2 separate regions of the Homo sapiens genome follow, and region 2 is linked to region 1. Evidence: read pairs that join two places in POLR2A ChIA-PET (ENCODE). Cell type or tissue: K562. All regions are shown on one strand. Each heading gives the region's core, and the rest is flanking DNA. Links, peaks and the distances in the headings are about the cores only.

What was found. Peaks named below come from ENCODE experiments on the same cell type or tissue, not always from the same donor. Only the 100,000 strongest peaks of a DNase experiment are listed, where the experiment ranks them.
Region 2: POLR2A ChIA-PET joins it to region 1 with 5 read pairs; 1 of 35 experiments calls an interaction of 5 or more read pairs at or near these places.

What each region holds. Positions count from the first base shown.
Region 1 is chr10:22,404,710-22,413,676 of GRCh38, forward strand. It overlaps SPAG6 (sperm associated antigen 6), which reads left to right. Exons shown (of 11, transcript NM_012443.4): 10 at 6,322-6,467. Among named protein-coding and RNA genes, the nearest start is that of LINC03027, 29 kb to the right of the region's middle. RefSeq lists enhancers at 3,594-4,134, 4,135-4,673. In K562, for the core only: no CTCF peak of the experiment used is centred there; a DNase peak (open chromatin) is centred at 5,032.
Region 2 is chr10:22,500,628-22,509,594 of GRCh38, forward strand. No RefSeq gene overlaps it. Among named protein-coding and RNA genes, the nearest start is that of LINC03027, 67 kb to the left of the region's middle. In K562, for the core only: no CTCF peak of the experiment used is centred there; a DNase peak (open chromatin) is centred at 3,374.

The DNA.
Region 1 (8,967 bases), core at 772-8,771:
TGTAAATTACCTTGGGCAGTATGGCCATTTTCACAATATTGATTCTTCCTACCCATGAGCATGGAATGTTCTTCCATTTGTTTGTATCCTCTTTTATTTCCTTGAGCAGTGGTTTGTAGTTCTCCTTGAAGAGGTCCTTCATTCACATCCCTTGTAAGTTGGATTCCTAGGTATTTTATTCTCTTTGAAGCAATTGTGAATGGGAGTTCACTCATGATTTGGCTGTTTGTCTGTTGTTGGTGTATAAGAATGCTTGTGATTTTTGTACATTGATTTTGTATCCTGAGACTTTGCTGAAGTTGCTTATCAGCTTAAAGAGATTTTGGGCTGAGACAATGGGGTTTTCTAGATATACAATCATGTCGTCTGCAAACAGGGACAGTTTGACTTCTTCTTTTCCTAACTGAATACCCTTTATTTCCTTCTCCTGCCTAATTGCCCTGGCCAGAACTTCCAACACAATGTTGAATAGGAGTGGTGAGAGAGGGCATCCCTGTCTTGTGCCAGTTTTCAAAGGGAATGCTTCCAGTTTTTGCCCATTCAGTATGATATTGGCTGTGGGTTTGTCATAGATAGCTCTTATTATTTTGAGATATGTCCCATCAATACCTAATTTATTGAGAGTTTTTAACATGAAGAGTTGTTGAATTTTGTCAAAGGCCTTTTCTGCATCTATTGAGATAATCATGTGGTTTTTGTCTTTGGTTCTGTTTATATGCTGGATTACATTTATTGATTTGCATATATTGAACCAGCCTTGCATCCCAGGGATGAAGCCCACTTGATCATGGTGGATAAGCTTTTTGATGTGCTGCTGGATTCGGTTTGCCAGTATTTTATTGAGGATTTTTGCATCAATGTTCATCAAGGATATTGGTCTAAAATTCTCTTTTTTGGTTGTGTCTCTGCCCGGCTTTGGTATCAGGATGATGCTGGCCTCATAAAATGAGTTAGGGAGGATTCCCTCTTTTTCTATTGATTGGAATAGTTTCAGAAGGAATGGTACCAGCTCCTCCTTGTACGTCTGGTAGAATTCGGCTGTGAATCCATCTGGTCTTGGACTCTTTTTGGTTCGTAAGCTATTGATTATTGCCACAATTTCAGATCCTGTTATTGGACTATTCAGAGATTCAACTTCTTCCTGGTTTAGTGTTGGGAGAGTGTATGTGTCGAGGAATTTATCCATTTCTTCTAGATTTTCTAGTTTATTTGCGTAGAGGTGTTTATAGTATTCTCTGATGGTAGTTTGTATTTCTGTGGGATCGGTGGTGATATCCCCTTTATCATTTTTTATTGCGTCTATCTGATTCTTCTCTCTTTTTTTCTTTATTAGTCTTGCTAGCGGTCTATCAATTTTGTGGATCTTTTCAAAAAACCAGCTCCTGGATTCGTTAATTTTTTGAAGGGTTTTTTGTGTCTCTATTTCCTTCAGTTCTGCTCTGATTTTAGTTATTTCTTGCCTTCTGCTAGCTTGTGAATGTGTTTGCTCTTGCTTCTTTAGTTCTTTTAATTGTGATGTTAGGGTGTCAATTTTGGATCTTTCCTGCTTTCTCTTGTGGGCATTTAGTGCTATAAATTTCCCTCTACACACTGCTTTGAATGCGTCCCAGAGATTCTGGTATGTTGTGTCTTTGTTCTCGTTGGTTTCAAAGAACATCTTTATTTCTGCCTTCATTTCGTTATGTATCCAGTAGTTATTCAGGAGCAGGTTGTTCAGTTTCCATGTAGTTGAGCGGTTTTGAGTAAGATTCTTAATCCTGAGTTCTAGTTTGATTGCACTGTGGTCTGAGAGACAGTTTGTTATAATTTCTGTTGTTTTACATTTGCTGAGGAGAGCTTTACTTCCAAGTATGTGATCAATTTTGGAATAGGTGTGGTGTGGTGCTGAAAAAAATGTATATTCTGTTGATTTGGGGTGGAGAGTTCTGTAGATGTCTATTAGGTCTGCTTGGTGCAGTGCTGAGTTCAATTCCTGGGTTTCCTTGTTTACTTTCTGTCTCGTTGATCTGTCTGTGTTGACAGTGGGGTGTTAAAGTCTCCCATTATTATTGTGTGGGAGTCTAAGTCTCTTTGTAGGTCACTCAGGACTTGCTTTATGAATCTTGGTGCTCCTGTATTGGGTGCATATATATTTAGGATAGTTAGCTCTTCTTGTTGAATTGATCCCTTTACCATTATGTAATGGCCTTCTTTGTCTCTTTTGATCTTTGTTGGTTTAAAGTCTGTTTTATCAGAGACTAGGATTGCAACCCCTACCTTTTTTTGTTTTCCATTTGCTTGGTAGATCTTCCTCCATCCTTTTATTTTGAGCCTATGTGTGTCTCTGCACGTGAGATGGGTTTCCTGAATATAGCACACTGATGTGTCTTGACTCTTTATCCAATTTGCCAGTCTGTGTCTTTTAATTGAAGAATTTAGTCCATTTACATTTAAAGTTAATATTGTTATGTGTGAATTTGATCCTGTCATTATGATGTTAGCTGGTGATTTTGCTCGTTAGTTGATGCAGTTTCTTCCTAGTCTCGATGGTCTTTACATTTTGGCATGATTTTGCAGCAGCTGGTATCGGTTGTTTCTTTCCATGTTTAGCGCTTCCTTCAGGAGCTCTTTTAGGGCAGGCCTGGTGGTGACAAAATCTCTCAGCATTTGCTTGTCTGTAAAGTATTTTATTTCTCCTTCACTTATGAAGCTTAGTTTGGCTGGATATGAAATTCTGGGTTGAAAATTCTTTTCTTTAAGAATGTTGAATATTGGCCCCCACTCTCTTCTGGCTTATAGAGTTTCTGCCGAGAGATCAGCTGTTAGTCTGATGGGCTTCCCTTTGTGGGTAACCTGACCTTTCTCTCTGGCTGCCCTTAACATTTTTTCCTTCATTTCAACTTTGGTGAATCTGACAATTATGTGTCTTGGAGTTGCTCTTCTCGAGGAGTATCTTTGTGGCGTTCTCTGTATTTCCTGAATCTCAATGTTGGCCTGCCTTGCTAGATTGGGGAAGTTCTCCTGGATAATATCCTGCAGAATGTTTTCCAACTTGGTTCCATTCTCCCCGTCACTTTCAGGTACACCAATCAGACGTAGATTTGGTCTTTTCACATAGTCCCATATTTCTTGGAGGCTTTGCTCATTTCTTTTTATTCTTTTTTCTCTAACCTTCCTTTCTCGCTTCATTTCATTCATTTCATCTTCCATTGCTGATACCCTTTCTTCCAGTTGATCGCATTGGCTCCTGAGGCTTCTGCATTCTTCACGTAGTTCTCGAGCCTTGGTTTTCAGCTCCATCAGCTCCTTTAAGCACTTCTCTGTATTGGTTATTCTAGTTATACATTCTTCTAAATTTTTTTCAAAGTTTTCAACTTCTTTGCCTTTGGTTTGAATGTCCTCCCGTAGCTCAGAGTAATTTGATCGCCTGAAGCCTTCTTCTCTCAGCTCGTCAAAGTCATTCTCCATCCAGCTTTGTTCCGTTGCTGGTGAGGAACTGCATTCCTTTGGAGGAGAGGCGCTCTGCTTTTTAGAGTTTCCAGTTTTTCTGTTCTGTTTTTTCCCCATCTTTGTGGTTTTATCTACTTTTGGTCTTTGATGATGTTGATGATGATGATGGGTTTTCGGTGTGGATGTCCTTTCTGTTTGTTAGTTTTCCTTCTAACAGACAGGACCCTCAGCTGCAGGTCTGTTGGAATACCCTGCCGTGTGAGGTGTCAGTGTGCCCCTGCTGGGGGGTGCCTCCCAGTTAGGCTGCTCGGGGGTCAGGGGTCAGGGACCCACTTGAGGAGGCAGTCTGCCGGTTCTCAGATCTCCAGCTGCGTGCTGGGAGAACCACTGCTCTCTTCAAAGCTGTCAGACAGGGACACTTAAGTCTGCAGAGGTTACTGCTGTCTTTTTGTTTGTCTGTGCCCTGCCCCCAGAGGTGGAGCCTACAGAGGCAGGCAGGCCTCCTTGAGCTGTGGTGGGCTGCACCCAGTTGGAGCTTCCCAGCTGCTTTGTTTACCTAAGCAAGCCTGGGCAATGGCGGGCGCCCCTCCCCCAGCCTCGCTGCCGCCTTTCAGTTTGATCTCAGACTGCTGTGCTAGCAATCAGCGAGACTCTGTGGGGGTAGGACCCTCCGAGCCATGTGTGGGATATAATCTCCTGGTGCTCCGTTTTTTAAGCCGATTGGAAAAGCACAGTATTTGGGTGGGAGTGACCCGATTTTCCAGGTGCCGTCTGTCACCCCTTTCTTTGACTAGGAAAGGGAACTCCCTGACCCCTTGCGCTTCCCGAGTGAGGCAATGCCTCGCCCTGCTTCGGCTCGCGCACCCACTGACCTGCGCCCACTGTCTGGCACTCCCTAGTGAGATGAACCTGGTACCTCAGATGGAAATGCAGAAATCACCCGTCCTCTTCATGGCTCACGCTGGGAGCTGTAGACCGGAGCTGTTCCTATTCGGCCATCTTGGCTCCTACCTCCCATGAATATTTTCTTAATCTAAAGATACCAAAGCACTAAAAAGAGATGATAAAGCAAGGTAGAAGGTGAAAAGATACTGAAGTGGCTGGGGACAGAGATAGGAAGTAATGAAAATTCTCCAGGCCAAATGAAATATGTAAAACCAATATATTTATAGAATATTACATTTTTTACAAATATATACTAGTGCAATCTTCTGTTGTCCAGCTGATTTATATTATTGCTCTATTAGCAAGATCCTTTTGTGGTTTTAATTATTTGTTAAATGCCTACATGTACCCAGCTCTCTGTTGAGCATTGGGGAACAGACAAAAAAGATTAAGTTGTTCTTCAGGGAACTTTATAATCTAGCTGAGGAGAGCAGACAAAACAATTAGAAAACATTTCAATGTACTAGACTTGGAGATAAACTTTTTTTAAAAGAAGGAATGAGTGAATATAGTCTGAAGTCTTCAGATAGGGCTTCAATGGAGGAAGGACAAGTGAAAAGAGCTGGTCCTTGCAGAAGGAACAAGATCAGAAAAAAAGAGCGTTTCGGTCAGAGGGATAGTAGCAGTGACTAAGGAAGAGAGCAGGACTTCCCACATTGTGACCCCACCCCTTCCCCAGGACCTTCCTAGTCTGGTCAGTCTTTTTTTTTGTCTCTCATAATAAATTTCTTCATTTCCACTGGCTTTTTCCTGTCAACCTGCAAACGTGCTCAAGTCTCCCTGATCCTAAGATCAAAACCTGCAACATCTTTAGCCTTTAGTTCTATCCTACCGTGGTCTACTGATACCCTGTTTTCTCTTTCTGAAACTTTAAAGTTTGCCTTGACTTCCTTACTTGGGACACTTTCCTCAGCTGCTGATAGCCTGCCTTCCTCAACCTCCCCTCCACACACAGCTGCCTTTAGTCAAGTCTTCAGCACCTTCTCTTCACTGTCAGATCCAGTGACTTGTTTTTTAGTTTTCATTGGTTGCTTTAAGAAACCTTCTCTTGGATTTATTGATTCCTTACGTTTCTGATCTTCTGTCTCTCTAACATTTCAGTCCCCTTTCTATGCCTACTCTTTAGTATATTCATTCATTTGTTAAACATTTGTTGAACCTCTGTTAGGTACCAGGCACGAGGGAAATGAATGAATGAACTCAAGTATAGTTTCTGCCTTCAGTGACATTGTGACAGACATATAATGGATAATTAAAAATTAAAATTAAAATATTATGTGGTATTTAGGTATTATGTGGTAAGCACGTGGATGGTGGTTTGACAGAATGCTGACAGAAGAAAAGGACTCAACTCATCCTGGGATAAGGGGATAGGGGCTTCCAGAGAAGGATTCTTAAAGGAGGTGACACTTGAGCTAAGTCTTAAAAGATGACTAAGAGTTAACCAAGCATAAGGGGAGAGGTTTGTGGAGTGTGGAAAGCCATTTTAGGAAGAGGTAGCAGCGTGGGCAAAGGCAAGAGATGACACAGCATGCATGCTGTGATGTTACTGAAACAATATTTAGGATGGAGATTAGTGGTGGCTGGAGAGGTATTTAGGAGCTGGGTCCCAGAGGACCCTTTGTGCCTTGTTAAGGAGCTTGCCTTTAAATTCTTAGGGAGCAAAGAGACCTTGAATGGTGTAAGCTTTATATTTTACATCTGTGAGTGGATCTCCATTGCCTTTGCCCATGTTCATTGCCTTTATTTCATTTCTTCAACCTAAAAATTAACACATTCTAAAAAGCACATTTCACTTCAAATTAGCAGCAGATTTGGCTCATTATGTTATAGGTATATTGGGTATAAATTCTCTTTTACATTTTCTCACATACAGTATTGCTTTTCAATAGTAATAATCTAACTTGGAAAAGAAAAGCTGACATTTTATGTGCTTCACTTTGCAAGGTGCTGCCGCATGATAGCAAAGCTCGACGACTTTTTGTAACAAGTGGTGGCCTTAAAAAAGTTCAAGAGATAAAAGCAGAACCTGGTTCTCTCCTTCAAGAATACATCAACAGTATTAACAGTTGTTACCCCGAGGAAATAGTGAGGTGGGGAAAATGGACTTTGAAACGTTCAATATTAGAATGTAGTTTTTCTGTTTTCACATCTAGGTTTTATATCCACTGTGTCAAAATGTGGACTTTGAAATACGATGTGAGGCCAATATGTACCTTTATTTCTCTCTTGATCTCTTCCCCCTGCCAAATTAATTAATGATCTGACTGACACGCACATTTCCAATTCAAACTGGAATGTCATTTAAGACATTTTTGTACTAATTTAACATGTGCTTTACTAAAGAGTACCCAAATATAGAGTTCAAAGTAACCAGTTTTTAAATTGTGAATACCTGATTATAAAAGGCCTATAGATTCTGAGTTTCATAGTTCCCTGCATATTACTATTCTACCTTAAGCTCACATTTACATTAATGAGACTATCACAGGTAGAAAAGAGATGTTGAGTAACAACAAAAAAGTTATTATCTAAATGCAAAAAAACCCCAAAATGATGTTTATTATTTACAGGTACTTCAGAGTAATATAGCAAGATGCTATTTTCAGGATTAATAAAAAAGATTCATTTTTAAATGAAGTTGATTTGCAGAGCATTCAACCTAAGCCTCGGTCCTTGTAAGCCTAATGGAGAACTATTCCACTAAACTCTAAATAAATAAAAGCAAAAAAAGAGAATGATTTAAACAACTGAATCTTTTTTTTTTTTTTTTTTTTTTTTTTGAGACAGAGTCTTGCTCTGTCGTCCAGGCTGGAGTGCAGTGGCGCGATTTCGGCTCACTGCAAGCTCCACCTCCCAGGTTCACGCCGTTCTCCTGCGTCGGCCTCCCGAGTAGCTGGTACTACAGACGCCCGCCATCACGCCCAGCTAATTTTTTTGTATTTTTAGTAGAGACGGGGTTTCACCGTGTTAGCCAGGTTGGTCTCGATATCCTGACGTCGTGATCCGCCCGCCTAGGCCTCCCAGAGTGCTGGGATTACAGGCGTGAGCCACCGCGACCGCCCGGCCAAACAACTGAATCTTTAAAAATGCCCCCAAGGCATGCAGGATAAAGGCATATTTATCTGTATTTTCTAATCCTACATTTATTTCTTATTTTCTTTGATTAATATTGGAAAATATAAATTCTAATTTTTAAAACTTACATGCTGTAACATATACTTACGCAAGTTGCAACATGTCTGTTAATTCTTCCTGTTTAATATCAATGGTGTTTAATACGTATGGTAACATTAATTTTAAAAGCACAAAAGCAATTTTAAGATTAAAATTTGTTTTCTATCCACATATTTTTACCCAGTAAATTCTTTCCAGAGTTGCAAGTTTGTGCACTTTTTAGGAAGTTTATGAGAACTCCTTGACCAAAAGAGTTCCAATAGGTAAGCTTTGAAATATTAATATATATGATACATCAAAGCAGTGATATATCATAACATGTATAATTAGTCTACATATAACACTCTGTCTCCAGGCTGGAGTGCAGTAGCGCGATCTTGGCTCAACTGCCATCTCCGCCTCCCGGGTTCAAGCTATTCTCCTGCCTCAGCCTCCCAAGTAGCTGGGACTACAGGCACACGCTACCACTCCCAGCTAATGTTTTGTAGTTTTAGTAGAGACAGGGTTTCACCATGTTGGCCAGGATGGTCTAGATCTCTTGACCTTGTGATCCGCCCACCTTGGCCTCCCAAAGTGCTGGGATTACAGGTGTGAGCCACCATACCCGGCCACAAATTTATATTTTAAAAGTTTGTATAACATAAAATGTGTAAAACCGTTAAATAAAGGAAATATTAAAATCTTTTTTGAAGAAAACAAAATTAATTTTTATACGTGGAATATGTGTCCCTTCACGAAGAATGGTATTTTATATAAGTTTAAGGTAACTTTCAATGCAATTTTGTTACAAAGTTACAGAAAGATGCAAAAAAAAAAAAAAAAAAAAAAGAACTAAAGTGTCCCCAGAATGAATGACCTATTAGAATCAACCAATGGTAAGGTACTTTATTGAAGAGAAGTTTTTTTTTTTTTCCACTTTTTTGAAGGCATATTTTAATTGAGCACCAGGAAAAACTACAAACTGCATCACATTAGAAATTAATCTAGTGCTGGCCAGGCTCAGTGGCTCATGCCTGTAATCTCAGCACTTTGGGAGGCCGAGGCGTGGGGATCACGAGGTCAGGAGATCGAGACCGTCCTGGCTAACACGGTGAAACCCCGTCTCTACTAAAAATACAAAAAATTAGCCTGGCATGGTGGCGGGCGCCTGTAGTCCCAGCTACTCAGAAGGCTGAGGCAGGAGAATGGCGTGAACCTGGGAGGCGGAGCTTGCAGTGAGCCGAGATTGTGCCACTGCACTCCGGCCTGGGTGACAGAGGGAGACTCCGTCTCACAAAAAAAAAAAATTAATCTAGTGCTTTGTCAAAATACCATTGTAAATTTTTAACTTCTCCACTTCCCCAATTCTGTGGGCTGGGATTTCATTTTTAAAATTGGCTAATTATTATAAAGAATTTTGGTTACCTGACTAATGTT
Region 2 (8,967 bases), core at 268-8,267, 95 kb after region 1:
CTGAAAGACTACAGGGTGAAATTGAATACTGAGAAATGCGTTTGTCCCAGGTCATTTAAGTTGTTAAAATCTACTGTCATTGGATAGTAAAGAAAGAGCTGTTTAAACTTTGGCAGCTTGATAGATTTTTTAAAAAGCCTCTTTTGCAAGGTTGACTTTAACATAAATCTTGAGCAAGCATAACATGTAAAACACCACTCAGGGCCATTACAGTTATGTTAAAGTTTTTATTTTCTCTCGCCAGCGGGATTTCTCTCTCCACTGGTATTATATGTGCCTGCCAAAACCATATAAAAAGGCTTCATGGAGAAAAGTTTCCAGTGCCAGAAGCCAATCCAGTTTTTTCCCAGATTTGAAGTTTAACACCGGGCCTGGAGACTGTTAGGAAATAGATGTTACAAAAGATGCGGAGTGAGGGAAGCCGGGAGGGAAGATGAATGAATTCAGTGTCCAGTGTTCCCAGGCTTCAGGGCAAAGGATGCAGATGCTTCAATTCATTACTGCGAGAGCTGAAGGGAGACAGAAGTTTGTGGTGTTTTTCAGTGACATTTATCTGCTCATCTGTCAGGAGTTTCTTTCTGTCAACAGGGATAAGCTGCTAAAAAACAAAACCACATGCAACCCTGCAGCTCACAATAATCAGTTATGTACCTTGGCACTTTTCACACATATTGATGCCAACACAAGTCATCTTGTTTCCTCTCTCCCTCTTAAAATTAGGAATTACAGAGAGGGCTATAGGGAAAAAAAATGATTGTCTCTAGTAAATAGCTTTGGTGAAACACACACGTATACACACACACACACACACACATCCTTCCTGTGGCATTTAGACTAACACCAACCTGTCTAGAGCTGACAGTCATATTTTTATATTGTGACATGGGCCACATATTCAGGACCATCGAGATAGATAAGAATTTTGAAGGCCCCTGTGATTCTACTGCGTGAGGAAGGCTTTGTTTGGCTCCAGGCTCTGTTCTCAGGACAATGGGCTGTGAGTGATATATGCAAATGTGTCCTTTTCCCATTACTGGAAGTGACCTTTATTATTAGATTGGAATAGCAACATCAATTCTTGGGTTAATATGACTTATTGGCCTAAAGGGAGGGAACATGTTCTCCTAGCAAGATTTAAAAACTGAGAATTAGGTACAATTCTTGCCTTCACCATAGCTAGAGAATCCTTGTGTGATGTTGGAGAAACACGTTACCTTTGTGTATCTCATTTGCTCTGTTTGGAGATTAGGGAAAACCACATCTCCCAGGAGCATTATGAGCCTTTATTAAGGGTTTCCCAAAAAACCTGGAAGAGATTGATTCCCACCCAAAACAATATTTGGATTACTTTAAGCCCCAGTGCCATGGAGGAGGCCAGATTCAGAGAAAAGCGTGTCAGTAAAAATCATTAATGAAGTCAACAGTTACTGCTTATTGGCAAGATGGTCCTGTTGCAACTAAATACAGAAAGCGCAAGAAGGTAATTTCCCTGAGGGGATGGTGTTGCCTTGCCAAGCAAACTATCCCTAGCCATCCTGTAAGCCTGCATCATGAGGCCTTGAACAATGAGTCTAAGTATAATTTAAGTGCTCTTTTCAGACTCCAATCTTGGTTATTTAATTATTTTGAGATGGAGCCTCACTCTGTTGCCCAGGCTGGAGTGCAGTGGTGAGATCTTGGCTCACTGCAACCTCTGACTCCTGGGTTCAAGTGATTCTCCTGCCTCGGCCTCCCAAGTAGTTGGGATTACAGGAGCCCACCACCATGCCTGCTAAGTTTTTGTTTTTTTTTTTTTTGTTTTTTGTTTTGTTTTTTTTTTGGATTTTTAGTAGAGGCGAGGTTTCACCATGTTGGCCAAGCTGGGTCTTGAACTCCTGACCTTAGATGATCCGCCCGCCTTGGCCTCCCAAAGTGCTGGGATTACAGGTATGAGCCACCGTGCTCAGCCTCATCTTAGTTATTTATTTGCCCCATGATAACACCTTACATTTTAAAAATGCCTTAAAATAACCTGATCAGTTTTTCCAAGTCAAAATATATTAAGAAGCAGGGAGAAAAAGACTAACCTTAAAGATGAAAAGGCAAGCTAGCATGTCCTGACTAGTAACATGGAGTCACTGGCAAAGTAAGCACAGATGAATGGGGTACATTTTTTAGGAGTCTGGGATTTCAAAAGAAGCAAATTAAAAGTAGTGATATCATTGAAAGGAAGAAAGCACTGGTCACTGTTAGAGGAGGGTTGGGATACTTTAAGTTAAAAAACAAAACAAAACAAACAACAAAAGTAAAGACAAGGTTTGCAACTGTGTGAACATTTATGCAGTTTGCCCTCATGTTCTACAGATAAATTGCTGTTTTAAAGCTCACCTGAAGTGTATCCATCCAAAGAAGTTAAGATATCGCTTTGCTAAAATATCCTTCTATGTAAAAGAGGCATTTTTGGCTGGGTTTCCCATCCTTTGGGTTAAAATGATTAAGTATGTAATTGCTTAGGAAGTAATCCTATTATTTCAGATTTCATGCACAATAAATCTTTTTTCCTAATTTGAGGAATTATGAAGGGAAAATGAGATTCTCTGGTACATTTATTTTTGAAAGAACACTTGATAGATGTTGGAACTTCTAAGCAGCTCTGGTCTGGAAGAGGGTCTTAGCACCCGATTGAGAATTCTGTCTTGAAGGGTGAATATATGAAACCCACGTGACAGTCAAATGAGGTGATGTCTGCCTTTGGTTTAGAGCATAAAATCACCATAAAAACCTGACTTTTTAGAAGCAGGGCATAAAGGAATACTTTGTTTCATTAAAACCTCTAATATTTCTCATGGGAAGTTGGGCATTTGAGCAAATGTCTCGTCTTAAGCATTTAATAGTAAATTTGCACACCTAAGCATTTAACAGTAAATTTGCACACCTATGAGAAGTTTGGGGAAACCGGGCCTGTCTTTATTTCACAGTTTTGGTCACAAATGACCAGACAAGAAGGTGATTCTAAACAGAGGAGAAGAAAAGGATGGATGGGTCAGGGGAGGTGTTGGATGAATAGAGGAATTGCAAGTATCTCGGAGCTCCCAGTACCTAGGGCAGGCACTAATAAAGATTTGTTGCATAGATGGATGACTGGAGAGACAGAGTGAAAGGTTTTGTGGCCACAAAGAAAGGTCAGTCACTGCATTTTCTTGTAGATTCTCTTCCCTCTCCCCATGATTGGGAAGTGGGGACTTCTGATTAAGTTGATTAATATGCCCTAAACGAACTACTTAATGTCAAAAAAAAAGTGTTCAAAGGCCTCAATAACATTCACACCACACAGACCAAGCCAACCATGATTTATGTGGCTCTTTGGTGAGTCATAAAGCCCTGAGGACACTGCAGTACCCGGGTGTCATTTATCACCAGGCAGCTTAGCAAAAACATTCTGCGAACTCTTGTTTTCGGATAAATTTGATTCCGGAGGACTAGTAATTTCTTTTATTTAAATTTAAATTTTTATTTTTAGATGATGAAACATGCTGTTACCTAATCTATACTTGAAATTTTGACAAGAGTATTTTGCATGTTGTTGGGGTGGACACCAGCGTCCACCTTTGTGGATAGGTTTGGCCTTTGCTAAGTGGGATTCTTCTTGGGGGTCTGCCGGGGCTCTGTGGGAAAGGGACCCTCTGTAAGTGAGAAGATTTAAGCCACAAGCAATTAAACGGAGCTTTTGGAATTTGTGTTGAGTTTTTTCTTTGTGACTTTGGCTCTGTTTATAGTTTAATGGGATAAACATCCTTTTTTCTTATGCTTTTTAAACTTCTTCATTGCTCCTCAAAAATATTTTTAGGAAGTTTTTTTTTTTTTGGTTGGTTGGTTTTGTAGAGATGGGGTCTCGCTATGTTGCCCAGGCTGGACTCAAAACTCCTGAGCTCAAGGGATCCTCCTGCCTCAGCCTCCCAAGTAGCTGGGACTACAGGTGTGCTACATCATGACCAGGAAATTTGTATTATTTAACTTTTATAATTTAGTGAAACATCTAAGGATAATTTATTCACAACATCCAAGAAGCTGGATGTTCACACAAGAATTCTTCCTACCCCCTCATGTCTCTCTCTCCCCAAGACAGAGCAGACCCATCAACATGGTTTCCTTGAATTTCTATTTGAACACAGTTTATTTTTCCTGAGTTGTATAATAGATCTAAAGAACACTCCAACAGAGGATCTGCACACATTTTACCTTTAGAGAAAAACCAGAGTGGAAGCCAACAGCCAGAAAAGGTTTTAGGAAGATATTGAGCAAGTGGCTAGATGTTAGATTACGAGGCAACATGAGAATGAAGAAAACCATATCTTGGCTGTTGTTTAGACAGCTTCAGATAAAACTCTAATCCTGACAGAAAACCCATCAGCAATGTGTACATCAGGTCCTGGGAAGCTGTTTTTCTGTCACTGGAGGTGAGAGTCTCTAACATGATCCGCCCAGGAGAAACTCCTTTTGGAAAGCTGGCGGCAGGCTGAACAGTCAGCTAGAATGCCTTACCTGCCGTTTTCTCTTCCTTTTTGTCAGAGCCCAGGGTTCCTCAGGAATTCCATTGGTTCCATAAAGTTATAATCTTCTTATCAGTGTGTTGCTTTCTGTTACTGCCGAAAAGACATTACTCCCTCTAGGGTATGATCGGATCCTACTTGGTGATGGACATTGGAACTTAACTTTGTCTTACATACAAATCAAATCGTAACATCCAAACATTGACCTTGGGCTGACATTAGAGTAGAAATGGCTGACCTTGCTCTGAAACATCATATGAAGATAGAAGAAAGGAAGTTTAAAAGAATGATTGAGAGGGAAGGACAATGTTCTGATAATATGGTTCATAAATAGGAAGGAACGAAAATGAGACATAAAGACAGAGCATTGACGTATCTATAACTCTATAGCATCTGTGATACCCTACCTGTCTATAATGCAGATGGTTGTATGAACATGGCTTCCATTATTCCGTCTAATAGGAAAACCTTATGAATACCCACAGTCCTGAATGGATGTGCTACATCCTAAAACTAGTGCATAACATAAGTTACCTCAGGTAATCACTAAAACAACCGTGTAATGTGGAAACTGAATCTCTGAAGCCTTCCCAGGGTCATGCTGCAAGGGCTGGGATTCAACTTCAGATTTAAAGGATTTTAAAGTCTCTGCTTTCCTTACTCTGGGATATGCAAGGACAGACATGAGGCTTTGCACTTGGAATCTGGAGTATGTTGGGAAGACACATATCTATCTATAGGCAGCAAGCAGAGGCCAGAGGCCCAGACCCTTAGTGAGAGGGTGCCCCCAGTCCTCCAGTGCTGGCATGATGTTGCAGTTGTCTTCCAAGCTAGCCTGTAAACTGCCATAGTTCATTGACTTGTTACATTGTCAGCGGCTCTCACAAGGCTTAACCCATAGTAGGAACCCAATAAAAGTTTGCTCAATGAGATTATGACATAAATTCTGTATAATCAAGTCTTGGAAGTCTGCCCCGTCTGTTCATCTAGAGATCTTGTTTCTTGGCAGCACTGACTCTGTGGCAGCCCTGGTTTATGGGCGTCTGGGACACCTACTCTGACAGCTCAACCCAGCCTGCCCACACAGCCCGCTCGCTTCCTCTGCTGACTGTTAGAGCTGCTCCCAGCACTAACACCGGGGCTGCTGTTGACATCTGATTCACACGTCTCGATTGTTTTTGCCCCTGTGAGAATTATGGTTGGGGAATAACAAATAAATGAAAATAAGTGAGAAAATAAAAATGAGGAAGAAGAGTCAAGGGGAGGAGATTCAACATCCTCTTTTGTACAAGTAAAGTGGTAAGTTCTGAGTGGACATTTGCTCAAAGAGTAATGAGGAGGTGAGTCGACATCTGGTACCATCACTGATGCTCATGATTCAATTCAGCCATGGGAATGTCCAGCCAATCAACCAATCATCACCCGGTCGTTGCCAGATTTATGGGATCTGCTTCAGGGTGCTGAGAAGGTGGAAGTGAGAATGTAACTCATTATTCTCTCTGCTTAACACACAGGCAGAGATTTCCAGGAGCAAAACCACCAGGAAGAAGGAGAGTTAACTGTGGGCTTGGGCTGCTTTGTGGGCATCTTCCTGCCCTCTCTTCTTTTTGAGAGCCCTTTGAAGGATCAACAGTTGGCCATTTCCCCCATCCCAGAGCAGGCTCCGAGAAATCACACCTTGGAGGGAATGCAGGCTCTAGAGATGGGCAGTCCAGGAAACTTCCAGGCTCCCCTGACCATCGAGCCTCACTGTCTTCTTTATATTGATGGAAAGAAATTCCCAGAACAAGGGAGATAGTGAGTGCTCCAAGTGATGACAAATAACATTTTAAAAGTCAAAGGTATTTACCTCAATTTCAATCTCATCACTTTTTAAAAGAGTTATGATTTAATTTGTATTCTGAACTAGGTAAATAACATGCAAAAGGTACAAAAGGATACATAATGGAGAGGAAGTCTCCTTCCCACCTGTTTCCTTCCCTTCCCGGGGGCAATCACTGAAACTGGTTTCCTGTGTTTTCTCCCCGAGATACTCTATGTATCTACAGTCTGTATGTCTCTGTATACATGTGAAACACACATTGACTTGTCCTCTGTACACTTTGGCATCATGGTATTTTTTTTTTCTCATTTTTTGGTTAATTTTGGACAGATCATTCTAACATTTAACACTAAAATGTACATCCTCACATTTTTTTTTTCTTTTTTTAATTGTCCAACACAGAGTCTCGCTCTGTGGCCCAGGCTTGAGTACAGTGGCACAATCTTGGCTCATGCAACCTCTGCCTCCTGGGTTCAAGAGATTCTCCTGCCTTAGCCTCCTGAGTAGCTGGGTCTACAGGTGTGTGCCACAACACCTGGCTAATTTTTGGTATTTTTAGTAGAAATGGGGTTTCACCATGTTGGCTAGGTTGGTCATGAACTCCTGACCTCAAGCAATCTGCCCACCTCGGCCTTCCAAAGTGCTGGGATTAGAGGCATGAGCCAGTGCATCCGGCCCATCCCCATTCTTTTTAAGGGCTGTGTGGTTGCCTCTTTCTTGGATAACATCTCATTTATTTAACAGTCTTCTTCTACCAGACATGGAATTTGCTTTCCACAGTTGCTATTACAAACAGTGCTTCAGTGAATGTGCAGACATTATTTCACATGTATTTGAGTGTGTATGTCAGATATATTCCTATCAAAGGCATTGCTATGTCAAGGGAGTAAATTGAGTACCGTCATTTGCAGACATGATCCAGTGTGTGCTGCCTCATCATGTTCAGCCTTCTAATACTCTTGGCCTTCAACAATTTTTTAATTATACAGGATCTTGCTTAGTTGTCCAGGCTGGAGTGCAGTGGCACAGGGCTCACTGCAGCCTCAACCCTATGGGCTCCAGTGAGTATCCTGCCTCAGCCTCCTGGCTAATTTAAAAAAATTTTTTTAATTTTTATTTTTTTATTATACTTTAAGTTCTGTGGTACATGTGCACAATGTGCAGGTTTGTTACACCCATCAATTCGTCATTTACATTAGGTATTTCTCCTGATGCTATCCATCCCCCAGCCCCCCATCCCCTGACAGGCCCCAGTGTGTGATGGTCCCCTCCGTGTGTCCATGTGTTCTCATTGTTCAGCTCCCACTTATGAGTGAGAACATGTGGTGTTTGGTTTTCTCTTCTTGTGTTACTTTGCTGAGAATGATGGTTTCCAGTTTCATCCATGTCCCTGCAAAGGACATGAACTCATCCTTTTTTATGGCTGCATAGTATTCCATGGTGTATATGTGCCACATTTTATTTATCCAGTCTATCACTGATGGGCATTTGGGTTGGTTCCAAGACTTTGCTGTTGTGAACAGTGCTGCAATAAACATGCGGGTGCATGTGTCTTTATAGTAGAATGATTTATAATCCTTTGGGTATATACCCAGTAATGAGATTGCTGGGTCAAATGGTATTTCTAGTTCTAGATCATTGGGGAGTTGCCACACTGTCATCTACAATGGTTGAACTAATTTACACTCCCACCAACAATGTAAAAGTGTTCCTATTTCTCCACATCCTCTCCAGCACCTGTTGTTTCCTGACTTTTTAATGATCACCATTCTAAGTGGCGTGAGATGGTATCTCATTGTGGTTTTGATTTGCATTTCTCTAATGACCAGTGATGATGTACATTTTTTCATAAGTTTGTTGGCCGCATAAATGTCTTCTTTTGAGAAGTGTCTGTTCATATCCTTTGCCCACTTTTTGATGGGGTTGTTCGTTTTTTTTTTGTAAATTTGTTTAAGTTCTTTGTAGAGTCTGGATATTAGCCCTTTGTCAGATGGGTAGATTGCAAAAAATTTCTCCCATTCTGTAGATTGCCTGTTCACTCTGATAATTTCTCTTGCTGTGCAGAAATTTTTTAGTTTAATTAGATCCCATTTGTCTATTTTGGCTTTTGTTGCCATTGCTATTGCTGTTTTAGTCATGAAGACCTTGCCCATGCCTATGTTCTGAATAGTATTGCCTAGGTTTTCTCTAGGGTTTTTATGGTTTTGGGTGTTACATTTAAGTCTTTAATCCATCTTGAGTTAATTTTTGTATGAGGTGTACAGAAGGGATCCAGTTTCAGCTTTCTGCCTATGGCTAGCCAGTTTTCCCAGCACCATTTATTAAACAGGGAATCCTTTCCCCATTGCTTGTTTTTGTCAGGTTTGTCAAAGATCAGATGCTTGTAAATGTGTGATGTTATTTCTGAGGCCTCTGTTCTTTTCCATTGGTCTATATATCTGTTTTGGTACCAGTACCATGCTGTTTTGGTTACTGTAGCCTTGTAGTATAGTTTGAAGTCAGGTAGGGTGATACCTCCAGCTTTGTTCTTTTAGCTTAGGATTGTCTTGACTATGCAAGCTGTTTTTTGGTTCTATATGAAATTTAAAGTAGTTTTTTCCAATTCTGTGAAGAAAG